2 separate regions of the Homo sapiens genome follow, and region 2 is linked to region 1. Evidence: chromatin contacts called from ENCODE Hi-C or POLR2A ChIA-PET data. All regions are on one chromosome and are shown on one strand. Each heading gives the region's core, a stretch centred on a gene start or an enhancer-like site at or near the end of the contact. The rest is flanking DNA. Distances are from core to core; before and after follow the strand shown. Region 1 overlaps CTIF (cap binding complex dependent translation initiation factor). Region 2 overlaps ACAA2 (acetyl-CoA acyltransferase 2).

The links. A loop is a pair of places that touch in the nucleus more often than their neighbours do. ChIA-PET counts read pairs that join two places held with the same protein, here RNA polymerase II (POLR2A). Pooled maps may share reads with other maps.
Region 2: a pooled map shows a loop between it and region 1 (3-fold over the local background). The contact joins two enhancer-like sites. A Hi-C loop is called at or near these places in 1 of 168 maps with a recorded cell type or tissue (tibial artery), 1 of 37 single-sample maps with no recorded cell type and 8 of 50 pooled maps. POLR2A ChIA-PET finds 5 or more read pairs at or near these places in 1 of 52 experiments (CD4-positive, alpha-beta T cell).

What each region holds. Positions count from the first base shown.
Region 1 is chr18:48,674,975-48,679,520 of GRCh38, reverse strand. All of the region lies in intron 6 of CTIF (cap binding complex dependent translation initiation factor), which reads right to left. All of the region lies in intron 3 of LOC105372107 (a long non-coding RNA gene), which reads left to right. Among named protein-coding and RNA genes, the nearest start is that of MIR4743, 6.6 kb to the right of the region's middle. RefSeq lists enhancers at 2,313-2,372, 2,393-2,462, 3,099-3,723, 4,197-4,376. Within about 2 kb of position 2,545, at least 8 of the 41 ENCODE cell types and tissues checked have a DNase peak (open chromatin) inside an H3K27ac peak, as active enhancers do.
Region 2 is chr18:49,786,280-49,790,516 of GRCh38, reverse strand. ACAA2 (acetyl-CoA acyltransferase 2) reads left to right here. Exons shown (of 10, transcript NM_006111.3): 8 at 3,156-3,226. Among named protein-coding and RNA genes, the nearest start is that of ACAA2, 25 kb to the left of the region's middle. Within about 2 kb of position 1,801, at least 4 of the 41 ENCODE cell types and tissues checked have a DNase peak (open chromatin) inside an H3K27ac peak, as active enhancers do.

The DNA.
Region 1 (4,546 bases), core at 1,296-3,795:
GGGGAAAGCCAACAGTCCCTGCCCTCCATCTCCCACCCGCCAAGAAACCCACAGAAGGAAGCTGTTGGACCATCTCCAAGCGCAGTTCTTATCTGCCAAGCTTGCCAGTTCTCTGCCTGCTTCCAGATGTGACTACCACTTCATGAGGCCACATCACATCTGCAGAGTGTTTTTTAAGTTCAAAAATCCCTGTCATTATATGAACTGGTTTATTGTATTTTGACTCTTAGCACAGCTTTGCAACGTAAGTTGAACAGGTATATGACCCCCAACTTTACAGCAGAAGAAATGGAAGCTGGAAGAAAATTATTTTGGGTGAATTACACAATGTTCTGTGTGCAAAGCAGAAGGGCTCTTGGATGACTAGTGAGTGAGCTTTAGGATTTCTGCCACCTGTTTTAACTCTCAGAGGTTTCCTTTTTTGTTCTGTTTATATTCTAGATCAGTGTTTGGCAAACTTTTTCTGTAAAAAGCCAGAGAGTCAATATTTTAGGCTTTGCCGGCGATAGGGTCCACACAGCAAGTGGCTGTGGCACAAATGCAGTCACAGACAGGAAGCAAGTGAATGGGTGTGGCTGCGTTTTGATAAAACTTTATTTGCAAAAACAGGCTGGAGAGCTGGACTTGGTCTGTGGACCAGTTTGCCAATCCCTAAAATCCTAGCCGTGGCCTGGATCATTGAGGTGTTCCTATAGGGTGGGCAGACTTGCCCAGGCCCCTTGAAGCCTGCCCCACACAGCCCTGAAAGTACTCGCTGCCCACAGTCCCAGCTCCCTGCCTTCTGCTCCGCATGGAGTGAGCAGGAGGAGGCCCGCGTGGAAACCCCATCTAGACGCAGACAGTGGCCTCTTCCCGAGGAACTTTCCCAGTTGTCACCAACAAAAGTCTTCACCTCCAGAATAATCAGTTCTTTAAAAAAAAAAAAAAAAGACTCACAAATAACAAAAAATAAAAATAGGCTCGCCTCACAGAGCACGCTGCCCCTTCCCAGTGGACCTGCTACCTGGAGGTCTCAGACAGGAAACCACGGATTGGAGAACTTCTGGCCCCATTTATTGTATGGGCGCCTATTTTTGTCCTGAGGGAGGAAGCACTTGGGGGTGGGGAGGTGGCTGGGGAGGGAAAGGGGCTCTCGTTTGTAAGACCCCCTCCTTGATGGCTGCTACAGCGTCTTGGGCCAGCAGGGATGGGGAAGGCCACTACAAACCTGTCTGATTAAAAAAGAAGAAAAAAATATTTCTCTTTCAAAGCTGTCTGTAGAGGCTTTTCTCTTTTTTTCTTTCCATTTTTATTGCCTTCAGCAGTAGAGAGAAAAACAGAGATACCCACTTTCTTGTTCTTGCTTATTAAGGAAATGACATTCACCCCTAACTTGCTGTACGTGACTACCGTCTCCTGGAATTAGAAAATGTTTTTCCAGCACCTCTTCCTCCTCATCGTCCCTCCTTAGAAAGAGGTACCAGAGGAGTCAGGCTGCCTGGATTCCAATCCCCCTTCTCCCAGCTGTGTGATTTGAGGCAAGGTATTTGAGCTCAGTTCTCCAATCTGTGAAATAATAATAGAATAAACATTTCCCAGGGTATTTGTGAGACTTCAGAGATAGTATATGCAGCCCGCAGCTCAGACAGCACTCAAGTCATGGTAGCCTCTGTGGTGGAGGCACAAGTTCTGGACTAAGATGCTGGGTGGGAGTCCCTCTGGGGCAGGAGCAAGTCACTCAACCCATATTTAATGAGCCCCTAGATGTGCCCCAGGGGAACGTACACTCCACTGGGAGAATACAGACGCAAAAGAAATAAAGCAAACATGCGACAGGCGCTGCAGGGAAGAATCGAGTGACGATTCTTGAGTGATGAGGAGGCATATGGAGTGTTCACAAGCCCTTACTGAGAAGGTTACATCCGACCAAAGACATCGGTCTGTAAAGTGAGGTCAATAACAGTACGTGCTCCATGGGACAACGTGAGGGTAAGATTAGAAAAAGCAAGGACCTTCTCAGTTCCTGGAACACGGAAAGCACTCTGTGAATGTTCGCTAGTGTTACTGTTGGTGCATTACGCTCCTTGTTGAATTCTCACTAAGGGGACATTAGGAGAATACCATGTCCCCGTCTATGGGACAGGTACCAGCCCCTGCACTTAAACTCAGTCCATAATGGCTATAAGACAATGCCTGGGACACAGAGAGATGCCTGATCCGTAATGTTGGCCTGGGTGAATAAGGTCAGACCTCACCTCCGTGGGACCACGGGTGACATGGAGCAACAGTCGCCGGTGCACAGGGCCTGGGGAGGCGAGGTGGGGCATGGTTTTCAGGACTCTGCTCCTGGGTGTCTCGGGGCACTTTACTAATCCTCACGCCTGTGAGTTAGCATGTCCTAGAAGTTTCCAGAAGACTTGGCAACAGCTAACACAGCCCTAGGGAACAATAAAGTTACTCCTTCTCATCTGGAGGTCTGGGAACCCGGCTACAGAGGCTTCAACCCCAGTGTGGGGCAGCCCCAGCCGCGGCCCCGGCCTCCCGCCCAGGACCCCCATTACTAAATAGCAGCAGCGCCACCTGCTGGGGCTGCCAGGCCATTCCTTATCGGCCACCATTTTCACTCCTCCAGGAGTGAGGGACACCTGAGTGTCATTTCATGGAGCCATGATTTTCATTTTGAAAGCTCATTTGTCCCTCGGATTCTTTAGAGAGGTAGTGGGGAGGATCTCTCTGTTATCATCCAGGGCCAAGCAGAAGAACGAGGAAGGAACTGTCCCTTCCTTTAGCCATCTCCCGTGTGAAGGCTGGACTTGGACACAGGCTCAGGAGGCCAGAAAGCCACTTTCCGTCCCCTGAGCCTTCTGGGGACCCTCAATGGGGAATGCTTTGGGCACATCCCTAAGGCCAGAAATCCCACTTGACCGGGTGGCGTCCACTGTTGTGTGGGCACTAAGCCCCTTTCACAGCAAAGGGCTCCTGAGTCACACGCTCTGGACAAGGCCAGCAATGTGGGGGCAGGGGAGCCGGCCCTGCTAGGTCTGAGCCATCTAATGATTAACGGCCAACAGACACAGAATTTGGTTTCAAAATTTCCTAAGAGAAAGGCAAAACGAGAAGTCAGTGGGTTATGTAGTTCCTACTGTCAGACCAAAGACAGCAGACATAATGTTTGTCTGGGAGAATTCAAGGATAATGACCAAAATACGTCCTGATAGAAAGCCCTGGGCAGGACACTGGATAATTCAACAAACAACGTCTTTCAATGGGGTATTGTATATGACACAAAAGCACCAGGCCACTGTGTGATATAAGGAGGTGGCATTTCCGCAGGGCGCCGAGGGCCCTGTGCCCGGGAACCTGAGGAAATCTAATGCTCACCTAGGGGCCATCTAGGGCACAGGGACAACATGCCCGTTAGACCGTCTTTCTCACACTGGTCGCGCCGACTTCACACACATGGAGAAATTGCTCCCCAAGTCACACCTCAGAGTAAAGGGGTCCTGGGGGAGGGGGTGCCGGGGGGTGGTCTCAGACCAGAGATGAGGTGAAGGATATGCAATTCGGATTTCATCCCTTGCCTTCACATGGAACTTGGTCAAGTTAACTTGGAACTTAGTCAAGTTAATTCAGAACTTAGTAAATTAACTCGGCTTAGACTATGGATTACAGATTATGCGGCTCCATCTCCCCACTTAGCCAGCCCCCATCCTTCCAAGGGCGGAAGCCAACACTTTGTAACTCCCCCAGCCCCACCCCAGTGGGTGTTCCCCTGCAGCCCCGTGCTGCTGCCCTCCTGGAAGCAGTGTGTTCCCAGGGGTCCCAGGGAGGGGCGGGCCCTCTGGAGGAGTGTCATGCCTTGGCCTAGCAGGGGACATGTGGCCCAACAGGAGCTTCCCTACACCTTAGTGTGGCTGCCTCTTGCACCTCGCCATCCTCCCACTTGCTGCAGGGAGGAAGGGCCTGGGCATTGAGTGGGGTCATTTTCAGGACAGTGTGCATGTGCAGCGCTGACCAGGAGGCATGGCCGGTGAAGACGCCTTTGGCTGCTGGCGCTGGGACCAGGGGACTTCCCACAGCAAGCACCAGGCTGGAGCCTGCAGAGTGGTGCGCTGGTGCCCTCTAGTGGGAGCACACCACCATACAGCCACCGATCCTGGCGAGGCCTCCACTCCAGCAGTCCTCAACACTGGGGCCACACTCAGAGCAGGACTGTTAATGATGGGCCTGGGCTGCCCACAACACTGACAGAGTGGTAGCCTGGCCAACCCCTCCACTCCTGTGATAGAGATGCCAAAAATGCTACCAGGACACCAGCCTTGTGGATGGAATTTGGGGGTCCCCTAGAACTGCAGTCTGAGCCCAAGTGTGTGTCTCAGTGTCTGCCTGCCCTATGGCTTCAACACTGAGAACCATGATTGAACCCTGAATCCATGGCCCTGTACTCAGAGCCTTCTGCTGCCCCCCATCTCCCACCCACTCCACCCCCGCCGACCCCCCACCACCCCATCAGTGTTCTTAGAGAGCAATGTCAGTCTCAACTGGCCTGAGGCTGCCATTGTATGGC
Region 2 (4,237 bases), core at 552-3,051, 1.1 Mb before region 1:
TTAGCCCTTTTTTGAATAACTAAATTGTTTTCTGAGGTGGGTTCCAAGAGAGGAGGAGGAGGATAACCTGTTACTGACCTGCCATCTCAGAGATCCTTCAGTGTAAGCCTACAGGTTCTACTCAAACAATACCACTTACACTGACTTGGGATTAATACTCAACCATATTTGCTGCCATGTCCCTCAGAGAAGACATATCTCTGTATAGAGTTCCTAAGAAAAAAAGCTGGCATGTTCATATTTTGTCATCTTTCACTATGTGTCTCAAATTTATGTCAGCAAGAACTGCAAGATATTTTGACACATATGAAAAGTCAATCTTAAGCTTATTAGCTTTTGGCTATCCACTATTGGCAAAAGATAACTTTTGTCTTAGAAATGGAAGGTGGTGGAAAAATTAAACATCCGTATGTTGTTATGGCATTTATTATTTTGATATCTAGGGTAGTGGTTCCCAACCTCAGATGATTGTCAGAATCCACTCATAACCCCCACACCCTTAGATTTTGTTTCAGTAAGTCCAGAGTGGAGCCCAAGAGCAGAGTTGGTTTTGTTTTTTGTTTTTGACACAGAGTCTCGCTTTGTCACCCAGGCTGGAGTGCAGTGGCGTGATCTCAGCTCACTGCAACCTCATTCTTCCCAGTAGCTGGGATTACAGGTGCCCGCCCCCACGCCTGGCTAATTTTTGTATTTTTAGCAGAGACAGGGTTTTTCCACGTTGGCCAGGCTGATCTCAAACTACTGACCTCAGGTGATCCGCCCACCTCAGCCTCCCAAAGTGCTAGGATTACAGGCGTGAGCCACCATGCCCAGCCCAAGAGCAGAGTTGGTTTTTTTCCTGCATACACCTAGATGCTTTTGATGATCAAACAAATGTATGTGACATGGGTTGGCTATTTTATACTCCTTTTTCAGTTTAACTTTATTTAATAGGTTCTGGTAGATTAGCATAGCCAGTGAACCAAGAAAGCGTTGTTTTCCTTCCTTCTGTTCCTGGGCCTGAATATTTGCCCTAAAGTACAAAGAATGCTCCTGTGGTAGGATTGTCATTTTTCCTCGGGGCTTGAACAGAGCTGTACATTCCAGATGTCCCACAGTATCAGCTGCCCCCTTCATCTAGAAGTTTGGCTGTCACTTGTATATAGTGATGGGATTAAACAAAGTAACTCGTTGAAGCATCCCAGATGAATAAGTGGGGAGAATAAGTTATTAAGTATCTAGTGGGAACTGGTTTGTTAATCTAACTTACAAGAATAGTGGTTCTCAGTTCCATGATTACCTAATGACTAGCAATCCTTAGCCCTGCAGAATAGCTGCAGACCAAAAAAAAACGGGGAAAGCCATGACTTGAAAAGAATAGTACTGGTTCTGAGGAAATACACAGCTATAGAAAGACAGCACTCCCTGGAACTCCTCAGGGGTGGCAATGGTAGAGGTTGGTGGGTGGAACTTTGAGCCTCTTCAGCTGGAGCAGTCTGGCATTATCTATTACTTGGCATCATATGCAAAAAGAATTCTGATGCTTAAAGAGAAAAAGGTGGAAAACCCATTCAGAGTGCTATTGATGAGTAGCTTGTTGCCCAGAGAGATGCACAAAGTCGCACAGCTATTAGTGACAGGAACCAGGACTAGAAATAAGGTCTCCTTTTCCTAACAAGAATACTAAACCTTCCTGAAGTCCCAGTAAATAACAGTGGTCTGGGAAGAGTCCTTTAAAAATCGAGTTATGGCCTAGCATATTGTTACGGTGGATTCTGAGTTAAAGTGAAAGTACGAGTCATGCTTGCTGTGTTGTTTATGCAGACAAGGAAGTGTGTACAGTGGTCTGAACATTGTCCACCTTTTATGTGTCTGTCACCACTGTTGGCTACTTCATCCCCTCACCAGGCTGGATAACTGATGCTTTACTACTGACTACCCATCTCATTTTCATGATTTCATGCTTTAGACATACAAAGAGAATCTGGAATCAGATCCTGTAGTAAATCAGTAGCTGTAGTAAATCAGTAGCCACATGAAACTGGCATTTTAAATTGAAGTGCATTAACTGGATAGTCCTAATCAATAAGCACGTGGTTTGTTGTCCAAAGAGTATTTTAACTACGTGACAAAATAAATATTATATTTAGGTTTCATTATGCCTTTCTTGTAAAGACTGATTTTCCATTTTATAAGGTAAAATGCTTGTGAAACTTGATGCAGAATATTTGACTACTTGAATTCAGCAGAACATACTACATATTTTTCTTTGTAGACATTTTTGGCAGTTTCATTCTTTAAGAACAAGTCGAGAAGTAGATAATCTTCTCTACCCAAATTTTTTACCTTTTGAGAAAAAATATGGATTTAAATTATGAGCAATATTAAACTCTCATTACATCATCAGAAATCTGGGAGCTAAAGTTTATTTCAGAAGTCTTATTAGATGGAGTTGCATTTCTTAAATTAGGAGTTATGTTTTATTTAAATTTCCTGCCTACCCTTGGAGTTGTAAACATCACCTTACTTCATAAAACCTTCCCTGAAGTGCCTCGTAGTTTCCCATCTCTCTGTGCCCATGTGGAGATACTGCTATTTCTTGTCTTTTATCCAAATGGGCCTGAAAATTCAGAGTGTAGCCACAGTAACTTCTGTGCTGTGAATGCATATGGCTTGGATCCCAAGTAGAGCACTCAGTCTGCCTTGCTCTTTGATATCAATTATAATCTATTAACATAACTAAAATCCCATATATGGACTCCTTTGGCTGTTTTCAATCTTAAAGCCGTTTATGGTAGAACTTTTCATGTAATTCTCTTATCTGCAGTTTGAATGTATAAACAACTTTTCACCTTGGTTCCATTTTATTTTTATTATTATTTTTTTTCTTTTTTAGAGATGGGGTCTTGCTGTGTTGCCCAGGAGGCTAAAGTGATCCTCCCACTTCAGCCTCCCAAAGTACTGAGATTACAGGCATGAGCCACCATGCCTGGGCCCTTTTTCTGCCTCTTTATGGTCACTTCATTTAATAGGTACGGTCAAGGTAGTAAGATTTGTGGCTACTAATAACTGCCGCATTATTTCTTCCTTACTTGGAAAGAAGGAGAAGCTTGATACGTAAATATAAGATGACATTTATTTCTATATTTTTATAGAAGATTTTTATTATTATATAGGTCCTGTCCCTGCTATCAGTGGGGCACTGAAGAAAGCAGGACTGAGTCTTAAGGACATGGATTTGGTAGAGGTAAGTGTTTTTTTTTTTTTTTTTTTTTTTAACAACATGAATAAACCATGTACTTTTATAGCATAAATGACTTTAATTTGGTCTCATTGCTCTTTGAATTTCATTGTAGTTAGCCTTTCCAAATGATGTACATCTAAATAAATAGTACCTTCATTAGATGCCTTGTGTTGATACTTTTCCCCACCTGGTTAACATGCTTTATTTATATTTGAATATTCAAACTGCCTGATTTCTCTTACTCAAGTATAAATTCCTGGGAATTTCTTACTACTTTATAAAACTGTTACATTTTAGACTATTAACATGCCTGTTGAATATTAAAGTGAAAAAATATATGTAAAATAATTGACATAATAGAAAAGCAATATTTAGTGCCAAATCTACAAGTTTCTTGCCCTTCTCGCCAGATAGAGCCCCCTCCCTTAAATGTATCTTTGGCTTTTATACGATAGTTGTAGCTTGATTTGGGATGCACCTATCATAATTTTTGACACTGGAACTTAAATTTATTGAGTGATTTCTTTTTAAATGTTAGTATTAGAACTAAAGTGTCTTAAGCATAATTAAAAGAAGAGGTGGAGAAACATTTAAAGATGGTTATATACATTCCACACTTTTGGAATATTTATTTGAAAATTTTAGGTGATTAAGCATGTGATGCCTGGCATTGGGAAATAACTAATAGAACAAAGGAAATCTATTTAACTTGATAGCGAAGGGGTAGGCACAGGTGTGATTTCCTCTATGATAATCTCTCACACAGGAAACCATGATTTCAGACAAATGGTTTATCTTTAAATCTCTTCCACTTTTAGCAGATCACAGTTCAGAGCCTCAAAGAGGCTGTTTAATTTATTATATTTGTGTCAGCAAATAGGTACCACTAAATTTCTCACTTTAGACCTCACATTTAAAACTATTAAACTATATCAACTTTGGGAAGTTGTTCATAATCATTTGGAAATGTATACATTCTCAAGGACATAACTCAGACCATAGTTTTCCTAGGTT